Regions from separate parts of the Homo sapiens genome. Here region 1 is linked to region 2. A link is an interaction called in ENCODE POLR2A ChIA-PET data of the cell type or tissue named here. Cell type or tissue: IMR-90. All regions are shown on one strand. Links, peaks and the distances in the headings refer to the core of each region. The heading gives the core; the rest is flanking DNA.

The links. ChIA-PET counts read pairs that join two places held together with the same protein. Peaks named below come from ENCODE experiments on the same cell type or tissue, not always from the same donor. Only the 100,000 strongest peaks of a DNase experiment are listed, where the experiment ranks them.
Region 1: POLR2A ChIA-PET joins it to region 2 with 11 read pairs; 2 of 35 experiments call an interaction of 5 or more read pairs at or near these places.

The regions. Positions count from the first base shown.
Region 1 is chr19:5,960,226-5,964,605 of GRCh38, reverse strand. All of the region lies in intron 1 of RANBP3 (RAN binding protein 3), which reads left to right. Among named protein-coding and RNA genes, the nearest start is that of RANBP3, 16 kb to the left of the region's middle. RefSeq lists enhancers at 30-580, 581-1,132, 1,266-1,913, 2,508-2,727, 3,211-3,860 and a silencer at 2,188-2,237. In IMR-90, for the core only: no CTCF peak of the experiment used is centred there; a DNase peak (open chromatin) is centred at 2,395; H3K27ac peaks cover 2,696 bases.
Region 2 is chr19:6,468,914-6,473,293 of GRCh38, reverse strand. DENND1C (DENN domain containing 1C) reads left to right here. Exons shown (of 23, transcript NM_024898.4): 15 at 301-405; 16 at 1,798-1,888; 17 at 1,989-2,029; 18 at 2,928-2,999; 19 at 3,654-3,698; 20 at 4,341-4,380. Among named protein-coding and RNA genes, the nearest start is that of CRB3, 6.8 kb to the right of the region's middle. In IMR-90, for the core only: no CTCF peak of the experiment used is centred there; no DNase peak of the experiment used is centred there; H3K27me3 peaks cover 255 bases.

The DNA of each region.
Region 1 (4,380 bases), core at 136-4,135, 510 kb after region 2:
CTGGGTTGGAAGCCCCAGCTCTATGTTCCCAGGGCCTGCTGTGCCTCCCCTGTGTCATATGTTCAGATAAGGTGTGATGGGTGCTCTAGACAGACAGGGACGTGTCTCCAGAGGCCGACGCAGTGCTTAGTGCACAGTGGGTGCTGGGATGTGTGGAATTGCTGAGGGAATATTAGGATTGAATCTTTTCATCCTCTGTGCAGCTGGCAGAGTGGTTCCCAGGCTCAACTAGGTGGGACAGAGCACCCTGACAGCCATAGCCACGTGAGGATGACTGGGTGGAGGTGGGGGGGCAGGCCAAGCAGGTCTAAGGGGTTCCCAACATCTGGCAGAAGTTGGAAAGGAGAGCAGAGATGGCCAAGCTTCCTGTGCTGGGGCTGGCTTGCTTCTTAGCCTGTCTGTGCTCATCGCTGGGGCTGCAAAGACCAGGACCAGGACACCGGCCCTGTCCTGGGGAATCCCAGCTGGTCCCATTTTGCATCGGAGCCTCACAAGTGGGTTGAGGGTAGCAGGGGATGGGAGGGAGAGCCAGCACCGTGGGCCCGGATGCCAGCAGGGGCTCACTCCTTTCAGTTTCTGGCCAGGCCATCTTCCCTTGCTGTTTTCCTGGGGTACCAGGGGGCAGCAGGGGACTCTCCCTGGCCTGGGTCTGTGATCATCACAGGATCACAATTGTTGGGCTCAGGCTGGGTGCTGTCTGGGCATGTGAGCTGAGGAGGTTCGCAGGGTAGAGGATGCTAGATGGGACGAGGGTTCTGAATTCAGCAGCAGCCATGTGGGACTTGGTGCACAGTGCCCCTGAAGGCCATGGTGAGGCCAGAGAAGAAGTATGTGGTGGGCCAGAGCACTTCACACATTGTTTGAGGTGACTTGTGTCCAAGGAAGAGGGGCTCAGAATCTCCCCCGCTTCACACACCAGTGTTGTCCACAGTGGTCCTTGAAACGTCATTCTCAGGCCTCATTGTGGATGTCCCTGGAAATGGGGGGGACTCCCTAGTCAAATAACTTTGAGAAGCGTCTGGTCAAATGAGTTTCTTTCCTTTCTCTCTGTTTTTGAGACAAGGTCTCACTCTGTCACCCAGCCTGGAGTGCAGTGGCACGATCATGGCTCACTGCAGCCTCTAACTCCTGGGCTCAAGCAGTCCTCCCACCTCGGCCTCCCAAGTAGCTGGGACTACAGGAGTGCGCCACCATGCCTGGCTATTTGTTTGTTTTTTGTAGAAATAGGGTCTCATTATGTTGCCCAGACAGGTCTTCAACTCCTGGGCTCAAGTGATCCTCCCTCGTCACCCTCCCAAGTGCTGGGATTACAAACATGAGCCACTGTGCCTCGTATTGGTTTTCTAATCTCTTAATATACGGATGTGTAAAGTCAATCTCCAGACAGACTGCATTTTTTACAAACTAGGTTTCAACAGGGAGCATGTTACAGGACCAAAAACAAAAACAAAAAACCCAACCACTTGGTTGACAGATTCTGGGTCAAATAGTCTGCATTTGACTCCTATTTTAATATTAAAGGTCTTCATGGTGGGTCTCTAGAAATCTGCAGTGGTGATCTTCCCTTGACCTGTGAAAGAAAAGCTGGGCTAGGAATTGAAGCAGGTTGTTGAAGCCTCCCTACTTCTGGCCGCCTGTCCATTCCCCAAACTTGAGTTGGAGGTAGCGGTGTTCACACGCTGCTTCCTCACTGGTATAGCCAGAATCAGCCTGGTGATAGGGAATGGCTACGAACAGCAACCCGTGTGTCTGGTGGTCGGGGGCAGTGGGGCGGTCCTGCCTGGAATGGGGCTTGTGTGTCTTGTCTGTTTGCGATAGCCGTGCTGATTTGCAGTTGATCAACCTTTGGCCTGAGTAGAAATGCAGCGTGAGTAACTGACGCTCTGTGTTTTGGGTGCAGATGTGACTAAAGCTCATTTCTACATGTTAGTGCAGTGGCTGGGTCAGTCATGAATGCCAGACCTGCCATCAGCAGGGGTCCCAATGGGCCGAGATGGGCCAAGTTCATCTCCTATTGCTGTATCCTCTTGGTTCCGTTCCTCTGGAGAGCCCTGACCATGGCTCCCTGGGTCCTTGTCCTTGCGGCGTGTGACATTTCATTCACCCTCTAACTGCCGGTTGAGTGCCTGTTAAGTGTGAGGCTCTGTGTTTGGCACTGAGAATACAGAGAGAAACGGAACAGACGAGGCCCCACTTTCTAGAACTTACATCTAGGGGTAGATGCTGTCACCACACACCCCTCTGGGAGTGCCAGGGCTCCACAGTGCCTGGTCACCAAGTGCAAACACGCCCCTCCCTTTCAGTCAGATGTTTTCTCCTGAAGCGTCTGCCCTCAGCTTCCTGTTCTCCACTCTTCCTGTGGCGCCCTGCACAGAATGAGGGCTTAGTAAATATTTGTGAGTACGTAGCAGCTGGTGTTGTGTAGATGAATGACAGAGAGAGGGCCTAGTTCAAACACTCATTGCAGGGTGTTGATGCGGTGTACGCTGGGTGATAGGCTGTTTCAGCTGCTGTGGCCGTGGTCTCCGCGTGCCCCGTGGCAGGATATAAGGCCTGCTCGGGAGGGAGTGCAGCAGGGCAGGCACGCCTCTCACAGTGGGAGCTTCCTGAAGGAGATGGTGTCTGTGCAGGAGTAAGCACTGGCCATGGAAAACAAGGGGAACCACGCGCTCTTGGTAGTGGGACTAAACCAAGCAGAAGTCCAGAAGTGCACCCTAAGTGTGGGACGTGCAGCGACAGCGGGCTTTTCAGTGCCACCACAGTGGGAGGTGGAGGGTGAGTGGCTGGATGTGGCCTGTCTCAAGGTGCTCAGCCTCTAGTCTGTGGGAGACACTGCAGTTTTGTTTTGTTTTGTTTTGTTTTGTTTTGTTTTGAGACAGAGTTTCACTCTTGTTGCCCAGGCTGGAGTGCAATGGCACCATCTCAGCTCACTGCAACCTCTGCGTCCCAGGTTCAAGTGATTCTCCTGCCTCAGCCTCTTGAGTAGCTGGGCTTACAGGTTGCGCCACCACGCCTGGCTCAGTTTTTGTATTTTTAGTAGAGAAGGGGTTTCTCCATGTTGATCAGGCTGGTCTCGAACTCCCGACCTCAGGTGATCCTCCCGCCTCGGCCTCCCAAAATGCTGGGATTACAGGCATGAGCCACTGTGCCCGGCCGACACTGCAGTTTTTGTTTTGTTTTGTTTTGTTTTGTTTTGAGATGGAATCTCGCTCTGTCACCCAGGCTGGAGTGCAGTGGCGCAACCTTGGCTCACTGCAAGCTCAGCCTCCCGAGTTGCTGGGACTAAAGGCACCTGCCACCACGCCCGGCTAATTTTTTGTATTTTTAGTAGAGACAGGGTTTCACCGTGTTAGCCAGGATGGTCTCAATCTCCTGACCTCGTGATCCCCCCACCTCGGCCTCCCAAAGTGCTGGGATTACAGGTGTGAGCCACCGCGCCCGGCCAACACTGCAGTTTTAAGTGTGTGTTTCATGATAGTGCTTCTGGCTGCTCTGTGGAGGCCAGATCTAAGGGAGTGAGAGTAGAGGCAGAGAAGGAAAGGAGGGCTGAATGGTGGCAGGGGTGGGTACAGGAACAAGAGATGGGAGGCAATTGTGGAGGATCTGATTGGACTCCACCCTGGCTTTCTGTTCTCTGGGTGGCTCCTTTCAGAGCTTGACCCTCACGTCCCCTTCCATAGCCTCCCTCTGTCTCCAGCTGGGTCACATGTCCAGGCACAGGACAGGGTTGCTCCATCAGAGGGGCCCTCTCCTGGCCCATGCCCCTCAGCCCTGCCGTGTGTCCAGAAGGCTCCGGGCAGCACCTTGGCACCACAGCCTGCCCAGGCCTCCCATAGTTACTCAAATAGCTGCAGTCCCTTCCGTGCACCTGCAGATCCACCGACACGGTTCTCAACACCAGCGCGCACTCCTCTCCCATCCAAATGGTTCTCTCTCTTCTAGCCCTTCCTTACTAGCCTGGCACCAAGTGTCTTCGCCTCACATTTTCACTAATGTCCTCCTTCCCTCCCCCTTCATGAAGTGTTTGTTGAATCCATAAAGTGTGCCAAGTACTGTTCTCAGGCCATGGGGTACCCAGGGGAACAAAGCAGTCTCGGATCTTATGGAGTTTATATCTTAATGGGTGAGACAGACCATAAACCCATCAATATGGAGTGGATCAGGCAGTGACACTTGCTGTGAAGAGAAAGAAAGCATCTTAGCGTCACTTTGAGGCCTGTCCAAGGTCTCTTCCACAGATGCTGGAGTGCAGCATGTGTGTAATTCAGTCTGCAGTGGCTGGACCGCGCCTCTCTCAGGCCAGAGTCTGTTAGCGACAAGGGGCAGAAATCGAGCTCAAACTGGCTTAAGCAAAAATCAGCACTGATTGGCTTCACTGAA
Region 2 (4,380 bases), core at 291-4,290:
AGTCCCAGCTACTCAAGAGGCTGAGGCAGGAGAATCGCTTGAACCCTGGAGGCAGAGGTTGCAGTGAGCTGAGATCACGCCACTGCATTCCAGCCTGGCGACAGAGCGAGACTCCGTCTCAAAAAACAAAACAAACAAACAAACAAAAAACAGCTTAAGTCCTCCCTGCCATCCATGAGGCCCCACACAGGATCAGACACACAGCAAGTGCCTAATCAATGTTTGCTACATAAATATATAGTAGAATGAGGGAGGGCCAGGAGCACCCCAGGGAGCTCAGAACTCCAACGCTTCTTCCAGGGCCAGCCAGTGACCTTCAGTGAGGAAGTCTTCTTGGCCCAGAAGCCTGGGGCACCTCTGCAGGCCTTCCACCGGCGGGCTGTGCACCTGCAGCTGTTCAAACAGGTATGCCAGAGCCCTGAGGGTCCAGCTGGGACTGGAGGTGGACTGCTGAGTCCCCGAGGGCTTGTCTGAACTGGCAGGGTTGAGGGCAGACTCCTGGGTCCCTGAGGGTATAGCTGGAGACAGTCCAGCAGGATCCCCTACTCCAGGGTTCCCAAGTGGGGAAGGACTGAACTCCTGGATTCCTAAAGATGGGAGCCCCCGGCTGGGCACAGTGGCTCATGCCTGTAATCCCAGCACTTTGGGAGGCCGAGGCAGGCGGATCACGAGTTCAGGAGTTCAAGACCAGCCCTACCAATATGGTGAAACCCCATCTCTACTAAAAATACGAAAATTAGCTGGGCGTGGTGGCGTGCGCCTATAATCCCAGCTACTCAGGAGGCTGAGGCAGGAGAATCGTTTGAACCCGGGAGGCAGACGTTGCAGTGAGCTGAGATCACACCACTGCACTCCAGCCTGGATAATAGAGCGAGACTCCGTCTCAAACAAAACAAAACAAAACAAAAACATGGGAGCCCCCAACTCCTGGGTTCCTGGGGGACAAGACCTACTCCTAGGTCCCTGAGGGAAATCAGGGTGGGACCAAATTCGCAGGTCCCTAAGCAGGTGTCTTTCTGGGACTGGGGTGGCGGTCCAAGCTGGACTCCAGAGGGGATGGGTCCTGACTGTGAAATCCCAGGATTTCCTGAGTCCTAGGGATATGGGTGGGGGGGCGGGGTGGCACATAGGGCTGGACTTCTAGGCCCCTGGGAGAAGGTAGCTTGGACCACAAGATCCCTAAAGATGGGGTCCACCTACTCTTGATTCAATGAGAGCGGGTGGGTAGTTCTAGAGGGGGCAGAAATCAATTTCTGGGTCCCTGAAAGGGGCAGGGCTTGGTCCCTGGGGACAGGTCCTGACTCGGGGAGGGAGGAGAAGGTAGGATCTCTGGTTTCTAAAGTGGGCTCCGGGCCGGGGACAGTGGCTTACGCCTGTAATCCCAGCATTTTGGGAGCCCAAGGCAGACGGATCACCTGAGGTCAGGAGTTCGAAACCAGCCTGGCCAACATGGGGAAACCCTGTCTCTACAAACAATATAAAAGTTAGCTGGGCATGGTGGTGCATGCCTGTAATCCCAGCTACTTGGGAGGCTGAGGCAGGAGAATCACTTAAACCCGGGAAGCGGAGGTTGCAGCGAGCCGAGATCACGCCACTGCACTCCAGCCTGGGTGCCAGAGCAACTCCATCTCAAAAAATAAAAATAAAAAATAAAGTGGGCTCCAGTTTCCCAGGTGCTTGGGGGTGGGCAGGTTGGAGGCCAGAGATGGCTTCTACATCTTGACAGCAGGCAGGCTTCGAAGTGCTGGCATTCAGATGTGTCTCCTGCTGTTTCTGATTTACTGTCCCCCACCCCAGTTCATCGAAGCCCGGCTGGAGAAGCTCAACAAGGGGGAGGGCTTCTCAGATCAATTCGAGCAGGAGATCACTGGCTGCGGGGCCTCCTCAGGTGAGCCCTGAGTCCAGCCCCTGGGTCCCCCACTACCCGCCACCAGCACCCCCAGCCTCAGCCAGCCTTCGGTGACCACCACACTCTCTCCTTACCCCAGGGGCCCTTCGATCCTATCAGCTCTGGGCCGACAATCTAAAGGTAAGACCACCAGAACAATAGGCCGTGGGCGTTGGCTTAGGCCTGTAATCCCAACACATTAGGAGGTGGAGATAGAAGGATTGCTGCGACCAGAAGTTTGAGACCGGTTAGGGCAACGTGACGAAACCCCATCTCTACTGAAAAAAAAAAAATTCGCTAGGTGTAGCTGTAGTCCCAGCTACTCGGGAGGCTAAGGTGGAAGGATGGCTTGAGCCCCAGGAGGTGGAGGTTGTAGTGAGCCGAGATCATGCCACTGCACTCCAGCCTGGGTGACAGAGCAAGACCCTGTCTCAAAAACCACTTTGTTGCCTGGGCACGGTGGCTCATGCCTGTAATCCCAGCACTTTGGGAGGCTGAGGCAGGCGAATTGCCTGAGGTCAGGAGTTTGAGGCTGAGGCGGGCGGATCACAAGGTCAGGAGATCGAGACCATCCTGGCCAACATGGTGAAACTCTCTCTCTACTAAAAATACAAAAATTAGCCGGGTGTGGTGGCAGGCGCCTGTAGTCCCAGCTACTCGGGAAGCTGAGGCAGGAGAATCGCTTGAACCAGGGAGGTGGAGGTTGCAGTGAGCCGAGATGGCACCACTACATTCCAGCCTGGGTAACAGAGCAAGACTGCATCTCAGCAAAAAAAAAAAAAAAACAAAAAAAAACTGTTCTTTGAGACTCCATCTCAAAAAAAACAAAAACAAAAACAAAACACTTAAGTGTGTCTCATTGGATTAATTTAACTCCGCAAGTCACCAGGTAGGGTCATGACTACGATCATGTTCATTTATAGAGGTGAAAAAATGGAGACTCAGAGAGGGAAAGGGGCTTGATTGGCATCACACAACCTGGGATGGGGAGGTGGGATCTGGCCCTAGCCTCTCCCCCTTGGTATCTTCTCTCCCGCAGAAAGGTGGTGGCGCCCTCCTGCACTCAGTCAAGGCCAAGACCCAACCAGCCGTCAAGAACATGTACCGCTCGGTGAGGCTGAGCTGGACAGGCCACTCTTGCTGGGGTGACGAGGGGGAGGGGACAGAGGACACTTTGACCTCCCAAGGATGGAGTATTTTGACCCTGGCAGACACTTTAAACACAAATGATTTAATCAGAACTGAACCAGCAGTTAAACCATTAACAACTCTTCCCCCTTTTATTTTTTATTTATTATACTCATTTTTTGTTGGAATCCTACCCGCCCCCCTCCGCCCCGCCCACGGCCCCTTTAAAATTGACAGCCAAGATTTGCTGGCAAACATTCTTTTTGTCCTTGGATGCTACAATTCCAGGTTCTGCCTTTTATCTCCCAAGCTCAGAAGTTTCCTGGGGCCAATTTTTGCAGCTCAAAATTGTCCGTGCGATTTTGTTCTTCACCGCTTTGAAACAGGAACACCTTGCCCTGTTGCTTTGCCACTCCCCATTTTCTTTGGGGATGACTGCCTCCAGGAATACTCATTTTATATTAGTCAAAGGGGTGAAAGTTTGCATTGACTTCTTAGGTGGTGTATGGGGGGTGGTGAACGTATTTGAGACATGCAGATGGCAAAAAAAAAAGCTATCTTAGGGGACAGAAGGCTGAGCTCTCAAATGCCCAGGATCCCACCACCCTTGGGTAATTCTCTGTCCACTCCTTTATAGGCCAAGAGTGGCTTGAAGGGGGTGCAGAGCCTTCTAATGTATAAGGTAAGATCAACTGGCCGGGTGCAGTGGCTCACCCCTGTAATCCCAGCACTTTGGGAGGCCGAGGCAGGAGGATTGCTTGAGCCCAGGAGTTTGAGACCAGCTTGGGCAATATAGTGGGGCCTTGTCTCTACAAAAAAATAGTTAAAAATTATCTGAATATGGATTGCTTGAGTCTAGAAGGCGGAGGTTGCAGTAAGCTGAGATAGCGCCACTGTACACCAGCCTGGGTGACAGAGAGACCCTGTCTCAAAAAAAAGAAGACTGTGGCTGGGCACGGTGGCTCACGCCTGTAACCCCAGCACTTTGGGAGGCCGAGGAGGGTGGATCACTTGAGGTCAGGAGTTCTAGACCAGCCCGACCAACATGGTGAAACCCCATCTCTACTAAAAATACAGAATTAGCTGGGTATGGTGGCGCACGCCTGTAATCCCAGCTACTTGGGAAGCTGAGGCATGAGAATCGCTTGAACCTGGGAGTCAGAGGTTGCAGTGAGCCGAGATGGCACCACTGCACTCCAGCCTGGGCAACATGAGTGAAGCTTCATTTCAAACAAAAAAAAAAAAAGACTAACTAAAGACCAATGGTAGGGGGTGGTGGGGAGACTCTGTGGCAGAGGTTCCCAGTTCACTCTTCTCTTCCTAGGATGGGGACTCTGTCCTGCAGAGGGGGGGCTCTCTGAGGG